Regions from separate parts of the Homo sapiens genome. Here region 1 is linked to region 2. A link is an interaction called in ENCODE POLR2A ChIA-PET data of the cell type or tissue named here. Cell type or tissue: HCT116. All regions are shown on one strand. Links, peaks and the distances in the headings refer to the core of each region. The heading gives the core; the rest is flanking DNA.

What was found. Peaks named below come from ENCODE experiments on the same cell type or tissue, not always from the same donor. Only the 100,000 strongest peaks of a DNase experiment are listed, where the experiment ranks them.
Region 1: POLR2A ChIA-PET joins it to region 2 with 5 read pairs; 3 of 35 experiments call an interaction of 5 or more read pairs at or near these places.

The regions. Positions count from the first base shown.
Region 1 is chr3:127,168,557-127,173,930 of GRCh38, forward strand. No RefSeq gene overlaps it. Among named protein-coding and RNA genes, the nearest start is that of PRR23E, 22 kb to the right of the region's middle. In HCT116, for the core only: no CTCF peak of the experiment used is centred there; no DNase peak of the experiment used is centred there; H3K4me3 peaks cover 654 bases; H3K27me3 peaks cover 1,148 bases.
Region 2 is chr3:127,223,457-127,228,830 of GRCh38, forward strand. It overlaps the pseudogene PRR23E2P. Among named protein-coding and RNA genes, the nearest start is that of PRR23E, 33 kb to the left of the region's middle. RefSeq lists an enhancer at 702-881 and a silencer at 3,842-3,951. In HCT116, for the core only: no CTCF peak of the experiment used is centred there; DNase peaks (open chromatin) are centred at 3,215, 3,635 and 3,885; H3K4me3 peaks cover 1,849 bases; H3K27ac peaks cover 1,588 bases.

The sequences.
Region 1 (5,374 bases), core at 76-5,075, 55 kb before region 2:
CAGGTCAGCCTGGGGCCAGCTGCTCTGAGTTATATTTAGCCTGTGCTGCCGGGGACAGCAGGGGGACCGGGGCACCCCAGGCCCTTGCATCATACACTACCTAAGTGTCTCTGGCACTGGGCATGTAGATAGCTTTCCATTTTGAGGGCATTATTTTAAGATGTTTCAATTAATAAAGAAAAGAGGAAGGGGAAGCTGTTACAGAATAAAGGAGAATGAGAAGACATACAGCAACCAATGTAATACCTCGATCTGCTTTCCGATTCCAACAAACCAACTCTAAAAACATAGCTAAAGGCATCTGAGGAGATTTGAACATGGGCTGAGAATTAAAAGATATTAAAGAATTATGAATGTGTTGGGTGCAATGATACTGTGATTAGATTTTTAAAGTCCTTATGTGCTAGAGACACAAATGGAAGTATTTATGGATAAAATGATACGATGATGTCTGGGATTTGCCTTAAAATACTAATAATATAGGCTGTGAGCTTTTAACTGTTGAAGCTGGGGGGTGGCACATGGTTCATTATCCTATTTGCTCTACTTTTGTGTAGATTTGACATTTTCCATAATAAAATACTAAAAAGTGCTTCAACCAATATATTCTCATTCTTGGCTTTTTTTGTTCCTTCTATTGCATTGTTTCCTGAGGATGAATTCCCAGGGGTGGGATCACTGGGGGCAGGGGCTTCAGTGTGTTTTTTCTGGCTCTGCATGTGCTGTCAAGTTGCTCTTCCGTAGGACAGGGTGGATTTATGCTGCTGTGTGCATGGGGGCCCTGGAACCAACCGTTGCTGGGCAGCCTTGCTGGCACTTATTTCAGTTTTCGACTTTCACTAATTCAGGTGGAAAATTGCCATTGTTTTCATTATTTCATTTCCAGGTCTTTGATTACAAGAGTAGGTGAAATGTTTGCCCTGGCTGGCCACTAGCTGCATTTCTCCCCTAGCCCTACCCACATTTAACTAAGAGAATTTTTGTTTGCAGAAATATTTGTAACCTACTGATATAGTTTAGGTGTTTGTCCCTCCAAATCTCATGTTGAAGTGTGACCTCCAGTGTTGGAGGTGGGGCCTGGAGGGGATTGTTTTGGTCATGGGGGTGGATCCTTTCTGGATGGCTTGGTGCCCTCCTCCAGTAATGAGTGAGTTCTTGCTCTATTAGTTCACACAAGACCTGCTTGTTAAAAAGAGTCTGCCACCTCTTCTCCTTTCCTCCTCTCTTGCCATGTGATTTCTATACATGCCGGCTCCCTTTCGCCTTCTGCCATGAGTGGAAGCAGCCCGAGGCCTCGCCAGAAGCAGATGCTGGCACCATGCTTCCTGTACAGCGTGCAGAACCATAAGCCAAACAAACCTCTTTTCTTTATCAATTACCCAGCCTCAGGTATTCCTTTACAGCAATGCAAATAGACTAAGACAGCTGTGGATGACATGGACCCTCTGCCCTTTTGATGCAAATGTTTCCCAATCATTTTAGTTTCTAATGTCCAGAAAGTTTTTATGTTTACATTATTAAACCCATCTCTTCTTTAATTTCTTCAATTCCAAGACAGGCAGGTGTTAATACTTCCATATATCTGCCAAAGCATCAACTGTGTTTCCACTAGGTTTTCTATGATTGGATTTCTTATAGTCAAATCTTTATCTAAGTTTAAATGAGTCTATGATGCAAAATATACATGCTTCTTTTTTCTTTTCAGAATTGATCTCCAGCTATCTCAGCATCATTTTGTAAATTATTTTCCCCTTCGCCGTTATTTAGTCTTGAGTATTTGTGAATGATTAACTCCTCATGTATCTGACAGGGCTCTATCTCAAGGCTCTGAATTCTCTTCTCCAGCCTCATGTCTGTCTCTGTGGCAGCACCACATGTTGCTTTAGTCACTGTTACTTTAGAGCGTGCCCTGACACCTGGCCATCCTGGAGTCTGAGCTCAGTCGCCTCAGACTCCAACACAACCCTCTTACCTTCCCACGCTTCCCCCAAGGCTCTGGACCTGGTGGAAGGAAACTCGGGTCTGAATTCCAGTTTTTCCATGAGCTGCATGTGTATGGGCAAATCCCTTAGTCTCTCTGAGGCTCAGAGCAATTATATGACTTGTCAGCCAGGTGAAATGCCTGGTCTAACAGGTGCTCCGTACATACCTGCACTTTGGGATTTTAAAACTGTCCTTGGAGGTAACAAAGCCTGCAACTCAGGTGGGCTTGGGGGGAGGTGGGGCATCTTCTTCAGGGTGAGATTGGTTGTCATCCCTCTTGGCAAATCCTGGGGATGTTCCGATGAGGGGTCCCTGCCTGCCAGGGTCTGGGTCTGGCTTGGGTGAGGGGCACTGAGGCACCTCATCCCCGTGCGAGCCATAGCGGCTCACAGCTCTGTTTCCATGGTTACTGCCTGGGGATGAGATCACCTTCCAGCTCACAGGCCTGGGAGCACCAGGAATTCTGCCAAGAAGGCCCTCTGGTGTGCGGCAGTTAGTGTGGCTGGCCATGGGGTGGGGGTGGCGTGGGCTGGATGTCCCTCCTGGACAGCAGGGGTGGGGCCACAGGGCACAGGTGGGAGTGTCATGAACCTGAGCCAGAGAGGCAAGCTTGTCCAGCCAGGACCATGTAGCGTGTCAGTTCTGGTCCTCCATGAAGCAGACACTGAGATGGAATGAGGTGTGCAGGAGATTTATTGAGGGAAACACCATTGGGGAACATAGGGAAAGGAGGTGGGGCAGGTGGGGGAGTCTCAGATCAGGACTCAGGGACCTGAGAAAGGGAGGAGGGGACAGGAAGAGCCCCAGGCTGCGGTACAGCTCTGAGAGAGCCTTGGCCACACTCCGCAGAAGGCCCCAGCGTTCAGACTGCCCAGGGAGGAGCTCCTTTCTCCAGGATTCATCTTTTCATTTATTTGTTCAATGCCCCAGCACCCACTGGCCATGCTTGGTCCTCAGCCTCTGTGAAAAGCTGCCGTGGACCTTGAAGGCACAGGAGCTGGGGGCTGTCGGTCAACCACCTCCTCCCAGCAGGCTCTCTCCTGGAATGAGCACCAGCAACCTACCCCTTGGAGCCATGTCTCACTCACTGCATGGCCTTCTGGAGTCCTCAGCCTCCCCTTCGGTGCTAATGAGGACTGGGGGGTGTGTTGGCCTCAGAGTCACCTCATGCAGGCAGAGAAGCAGCAGCATGTCAAGCCCAGGGAGGACATCACCCCTTTCCTAAGCTTCACCTCCTGGTACCAAGGCTCATAGCCCCAATCCTATTCAGGGGAGATGCTGGTGGCCACACTGAGGTATCCCCAGGAAAGGGCATGGAGGGAGGGCCCTGGGGCTGCGCCAGGGAGGCATAGGCCATGCTCTGGGAGAAGGGGCTCTGCACACTCAATGTCTGCCAGTGGAAGATGAGACCTCAAGCCGTGTGTCCATGTGGAGGGATTTTGGGGGAGACACTGGGGCCCAAGGAAGTCTCCTGGAGTCCTGGACTGAGGGCTTGGCTGTGGATGATGGGGAAATTTGGAGAGAGGAGGCATGAAGCAGGACCATGAGAAAGGGGGGCTGTGTGAGCAGAAGGTGAACGCGGGGTATGGGGAGGGAGAGCAGAGGGAGAAGTTGGACATAGGGCACTCGGAAGGTGGAGGGTGCTCTGGAATGCTCCAGAGGAATCTGGGGAGACCTCTCCTGTTCATGCCCACTGTGGGCTGAGTGCATAGAATAAAAACAGAGCTCCTCTCATGAGCCAGCCACCCCCCTGGCCTCTCACTCTCCCTGGATGCCCCAGCCCCTTTGCCCCCGACACATGGGCCTCTCTCTCTGGGACTGCTCAGAGCCTCCACACTGCCCTTCTATGGACAGAACACTTTTCCCATGCAGCTCCTGCTCATCCTTTAGGTTTCAGCCCATGTCCCCTCCTCGCGGCCTCAACCCAAGCTGTCTGCTGTGTGTTGCCCTCTGCTGTGCGTGGCCCTGCCTGATTTTCTTTGTCACACTGGCCACGACCTCCAAGTGTCTTGGTAGTGTTTTTGTTTACCACTTCCTCTCCCAACAGGTTTGTCACTTCCAAGGTGACTTTGTCTACCTTGTTCATGACTGTAACCCCAGCTCCTAGAGCACACCCAGCACATAGCAGATGCTTGAAAGAAATTTGTCAAATGACTGAATCCAGGCGCCTTTAAATTCTTACCCATGGGAGTGGGGGCATTGTATCACCACACTTGATTTTCAGGGAGGAGGCAGAGGTGAAAAGAGAGTCACCCGTCCATGGCGACTCCACGGGTGAGGGGCTGTGGCCGCTCCTGAGTTGGTTTCCTGCTTCCTTCCTGAGTGGCCTTGCACAGGCCATCCACCCTCTCTGGGCCCCAATGTGGGCTGTGTGAGGAGTGGGCGAGAAAACATCCACGGAGATGTCCTGCTTCAGGCCAGACACCTGTGAGCCCCTGTTCCAGGCCACTGACACACAGATATCTGGTTCTGAGTGGCTCTTACGTGTGTCAACATTGCCCTTCTAACAGCCCTGCTGGAGTGGGGGAGGCCTGAGCTTGGAAGAGCCTCTGAAGGGAGGGCTGATGTGTGAGGGATTTATGGACGCTGCTCGAAATGAAAAGCAATTCAATTCAATCCCAGGGTCGTAAGAGACTTCCCGGAGCCTCACTAAGTGGGTCTGGAGCAGTGATCAGCGTTGCAAATCTATTAGCTGTGCTCGGCATCTGGGGCCGCCGCATGCATGAGTCATCGGGGTGGGAAGCCAGGAAGCTGCATCGTCCGGCAGGCCACTCATCAATTAAACTCCTCTCCGTTTAATTAAGACATAAAACATCACCCTGTGTGTCTGCCAGAGGGGCCAGACACCCAGGGCTGTGGCAGCCCCACAGGCAACCCCCCTGCCACCCAGACCCAGACATCCACCCGGCTGTGGGGCCACCGAGGAGTCTTTCTGTCCATTTCCCTGCCCAGGACTCGGCATCCCCAGTGGAGGCCCCTCTGCTTGTATGCTGCTGGGGTGACTTGCAGCTCACTCCTCTGTTCCTCTGCCACCCTGGACAGGACGGCAGAGTGGTCAGGTGTGCCTCTGGGGTCAGGCTGCCTGTGATCAGGCTACTTAGCCATGTAACTTTGGCCCAGTTCTGAGTCCCTCTCTCTGTGCCTCAGTTTCTCCAGCTGCACATAGAAGGATGGGACTAGTATCATCAGTGCAGGGTTAATTTGAGGATTAAGTGAGTTAAGGTGCACAGAGCACTGGGGACAGAGCCCAGGCTGTGGACAGCATCTCTGCACTCACTGCTGAAATGCCTCCTCCCAACCTTCCCTGTCTCTGCTGCCAGTCCTTTGACAGTCAGCCCCAGTGGACCCTGTGCTTGTGCTTCCAGGACCTCTGGGACACATGGGGCTGGAT
Region 2 (5,374 bases), core at 109-5,108:
AGAGGAGCTGGGCTCATTTCTGCCCCCTTGCTGACCAGAGCAGTGACTGTGAAGACAGATGTGGGAGGGGTGCAGACGGCCATCCCCTCACCCCAGGGGAAGAAGCAGTCAGCTGCCCTCCCAAGTAGCTGAGGGGGCCCTGAGGTGCAGTGACTGGCATGAGGTTAGCGTGTGGACAGGATCCAGGTGTAAATGCAGGTATTCGGATGCTTCCCTGGATGCCAGAAGCCACAGAGACTGGAGAGGGAGAGCAGGGGGTGCAGCCCCACCATAGCAGATGAACCCACATAATGCTTTCCATTGGTGAGCCTCACACCCACTTTCACACAGATGCAACCTTCTGTTCGAGGTGCAAACCATCACTGCACAGAGGATGGGGAACCTCTGAATACAATCAGATTTCCTCAGAAAAATTTCCCCAACAAACAAAATGGGGGCAGTTAGAAATTATGTTCAGTTATGAGGAAAAAAGACAAAAAGCTATTGGTATTGAATAGTAAGACGATGAGCAACTCCACTGAGAAATGACCAAATGATGGCAATAAGAAAGCCACATTAGCTGGGTGGGGAGATGAGACATCAATAAACACGAGAAAAGCTGTTCAAACTTATTCAAATTAAAAGACTGGGCTGAACTTCTAGGTAAAGATGGCAGGCGACAGGTATGTACTCATGATGGCCCCTCCCCAGCCCCACCATAACAGTAAGGGAAATTTAACAAGCCATTAGCCCACAAGAACAGCTATAATGTGAGAGAAAACAGGAAGGAGATTTGGGTGGCAAGAAAGCAGATGGCCGTGCAGGAAGTGACTGAGCAGAAGGAGGACGCTGAGGAACGGAAGCCTCAGCCAGCAGCAGGGATGTGGAGAAGCCACTCGCTCTCCACTGCAGAGCCACTCAGGAGATGTAGAATTCCTGGATCAGGCAGTGGGATTGGAGATGACGTGAAGTGGGATGAAGATGAGACTAAAAGCGGAAGACCAATTAGACTTTCAAGGACTATCTGACAAGTCGCCAGCTGGGAGACACACCTCCCCCAAACATGGCCACGTGCCCTCCCCTTCCTTCTTCCAGCAGAAGAGACTCAAATTTTCTCTGGACTGAAAACTGAGGCAGGGGTGGGAGAAGATCTTTGCGTTCTGCTGAGACCCCAGCTCTCTTCCTCTCAGCTCCCAGCATGCCAGCCCAATTCCCTTCAGGTGGGAAAATAAAAGAGCCTTCTTAGGAAAATTTGAACCAAGATTTAAAAGTAATCCCAGCACTTTGGGAGGCCAAGGCGGGCAGGATCGCTTGAGCCCAGGAGTTTGAGACCAGATTGGGTAACATGGTGACACCCCGTCTCTACAAAAAATACAAAAATTATCTGGGCATGGTGGTGCACACCTGTAGTCTCAGCTACTAGGGAGGCTGAAGCAGGAGAATTGCTTGAGCCCAGGAGGGCGAGGCTGCAGTGAGTTATGATCACACCACTGCACTCCAGCCTGGGTGACAGAGTAAGACACTGTCTCAGTTAATCAGTCAATGGAAAGATCTAAAGGTAGTAACTTTGGCATTTCCCCAAACGCAAGACCCAGCCAAATCTTGCAGCCACACTCACAGGTTCAGGACTCTCAACCAGCCCTTCAGTGCCTCACTTATGCACATGAGCCAAAAACTGTGCATTTCTGTACTTCTGCAGAAAGCCTGCAGCATGCAAGTTAGAGACCAGCACAAAACTGGACCAAATATAGAGCCATTATTAGATCAGATAGCTCTGCTATCTCAAAGACAGGGAACAAAATAAAACTAAAAAATAAAACTTGGAGGACAAATAACATATAGAGAGGAAAAACTCTCAAAGCTAATTAATATCCTCAGAAAGGTAAGACTATATCCTTAAAATAAAAACAGAATACCATGGGGAAAAGGCACTTTGAACAATAGAATAGCTGAAATGAAACACACAAGGATTGGAAAATGAAGCTGAGGAAATACCCCCAGAAAGTAGAACAAAATTACAAAAGTGAAAAGTGGAAGAAAAATAAGTAAAGGGTCACTAGATGTCTAACATCTGAAAAACAGGGGTTACAGAAATAAAACTGAAAATGGAGCGAGTTAATCAAAGACATGATTCAAGAAAAGTTCCCAGACCTGAAGGATGTTTCTAGAGTGAATGGAGCCCACCCAGGGTGTAGTAGATATATGAAAATAGACCCACATAATGAATACTATTGTGAAATATGAGAATAGTAGGTACAAAGAAAATCTTACATTCCTCAAATAAAACAAATCAAAGGTATCAGAATTGGAATGATTTTGAACTTCGACATCTGTCCTAGAAGCTGAAAGAAAATGGAATAGTGCCTTCAAAATTCTAAAGGAAAGTTATTTTCCAACTTAGAATTCTGAACCCAGGAAAATTATAAATTAAGGGTGAGGCTAGAATCAATATATTTTAAAATAGGCAGGATCACAAGTTTATCTCTTATGTACCCTTCCTTTCTGGGAAAACTACTATAGGATATACAGCATCAAAATGAGGGGGTAAACCCAGAAAAAGGAAGACAAGGGACTCAATGCAGGAGGGAGGTAAGGGGTCCCGGTGACAGCTGTGAGCCAGGCTGGTCTGGGATGGAGCAGGTCAGAAGGTTCCTAGTGAGAGTGCTTCAGGAGGATGGAATTGGTGGAATCCCTGGTGTGTCCAAGCATATTGAGGTGGTGTAAAGGAGCTAAACTCTAAAATGAGCTAAATTCTATAATGCCTAGGACTAAAAGCTGTGTGCTAGCATGTTATCTGCAGATATGGAAGTAGATACCCAAATAATTAGCTGAAAAGAGTTGGGAGGGTGGTGGGAGGCAGCTCCTTTTCATATCAGTTCTGTGATACTACTTGATTCTACATTGCATGTATGAAATTGACACCAATGAGAACCAAACAAAAAGAAAGGACTCTCAGTTTTCACTAAGGTTGGCCAAGATGGAAAAGGTTGATAGTACTGAATGGGAAAACTGGCTGAACTCTTCCTGGTGGGAGCAAAAATTCACGTGATCTCTTCAGAGGTCAATTTGGCAGTAAATGATGAAAACTTAAAAAGGGCAACTCACCCTCAACCCTGCAAGTTGTTTCTCTCCCTCAGTTGTGTATGGTGGATCTGGAACAGGAAGCTGTGGGTGGAAGGGAACCCCCGGAAGGCACTCCTAGGTGAAGGAGGGGCAAATACTTGGGAGCTGGTGTCAGCAGGCAGGATCGGGATGGGTGGAGGACCAGACTGCAAACCAGCTGACCCTTGTCTTCCAGTCTCCTTCCCTGGTAGGGGAGTCTCACTGTGGAAGCCTGAATTATGCTCTCCTGAAACATTGCTCTGGGGGAGACAAGGGGTAGGTGGGGTGGCAGCTGGGAAGGGTGGGGAAGAGGGGTGTGTGTGTGTGTGTGTGTGTGTGTGTGTGTGTGTGTGTGTAACGAGGACTGGGTTTGTTTGTAAGATAGAGAGCAAACAGGAGGGGAGGGAGCATGCGGGGGCTGGGACAGGAAGGTCTGATTAGGGAACCCCAGATGCTGAAGGAGGCAGATGAACAAGGTCAGCTTTGGTCCGGGAGGCAGGATGTCCCATCCAAGAAAAACGGAAGAAGACTAACCCCACTGACAAAAGCTGCTCTCTCTCCTGAGATCTCGAACACACACACCCGACTCTCCCAGCAGGCCCTCTAGTGCTGAAGTGCTCCTGAGGGCAGCCTGCAGTCTTCAGTGTCCCGGCAGCGCCGCGGTCCAAGGTCAGCCAGGCGCTGTGCCCCAGCCCTGATGAACCAGCCGCCTCCTCCTCCCCCTCCCCCTCCCCCTCCCCCTCCTCCTCCTCCTCCTCCTCCTCCTCGCAGCTCCAGGGCAGGAAGCAGTTCTGAGGCCCCACACTTGGTGCCCTTACGTGAGGGGGTGGAGCCAAACACTGTCATGTGAGGGGGTGGGGCAAGGCCACTGGTGTGGCTCAGGAAGACGAGGGGATCAGGTTCCCTGTCAAAGGTCCACCTCTGTCTTACACGAGAAGCTGATGGGGTCAATCCAGCCGTCTGTTTAATCCCAGCAACAAAGGTACTCACCACACTGTGTTGCCCTCTGGCCAGGAGAGGGGCAGGGCGTGTAATTGACCTACTTGTCTGAAGTCAGGGGACAATGACTCCAGGAGGAGGGTCTGAAGGGAGTGGGAGTCAGCCCTGCCAGGTGGAGGGGGCAGGGACCTCAAGGGCAGACCGCAGCCCAGCTACCAAGGCTCCCGAGGAGGGAGCGGACCCCTCCCAGGAGCCTGCAGGCCACTGTGGCTGCAGCTGGGGCCAGGAGGATACTGGGCTGAGTCAGGTGGTCCCATCCTCCAGCGACCTGGGGGCCCAAGTAACCGCAGCCATGATGAAGGTTTAGTTAAAAGGGCAGGTTTGAGTTTCAGAGCAGCAGAGCTTTGCTGCAGCCTGAGGGCCAGGATGTGGGGAGGGCAGACAGCAGGCTGTGAAGGGTTTCTTGGGTTAGCCATGAGCCCTGGTCAGGAGAGGACCCTGGTAGAGAATGCAGCATGACAGTAGGCACCTGGGTGAAGGGTGTGGAGGTTCTCACTGCTGTGGTGCTGCACGCACCTGACACTTACCAAAGGATGGACAGGCTCTCCTAGGTCCATCTCCACCTAGCTACCTTCAGCTTTTTGATTGTGCTATTCCAGTCCTCATAGCTTTCCCTATTTTTTGTGTACTTGATTTGGAGTTTTCCAAAAGTGTGTGTTAAAAAGTCTCCCATGAAGAGTGTGGATTTGCCATTTTCTTCTATATTTTTGTTGCTTTTTTACTAACACATTTTGAAGCCAATTATTTATATAGCAATTACCAGATGCCAGACACTGTCCTCAGTACTTTCCCAGTATGAACTCATTTAATCAATATGAAATATCCTAACAATAGGAGGCTAGTTTAGAAAATTACACAGTGAGGACTTTGAGAAAAATGTAATAAAAGTTTATTGATTAACAAGGAAAATCATCCATGATATATTATGAAATGAAAAACGCAAGTTACCATGCAGTTTATACAAGCTCATTGCTTTTTTTGTGATGGAAAGAAATGTTATCTATGCATAAGAAAAAGGTCTGGAAGTGTGCATACCAAAATAATGACATAGATTATCTTTGGGAGATAGAATCATGTGCTATCATATTTTTTTGTTTATACTTATATGCATTTTCTGGTTTTGATAATGAGGATCTATTAGTTGATAATTTAAAAAAATCATTTGGTAAGGACCCTAATTTTCAAAACAAGAAGTTGAGAAATTGCAGATAAATGGACTGAAAATTCTTTGATTAATAATAAGGTGCCCAATATAAAAATGCAAAGATCTGGACACAGAGCTGTGTGAGGCAGA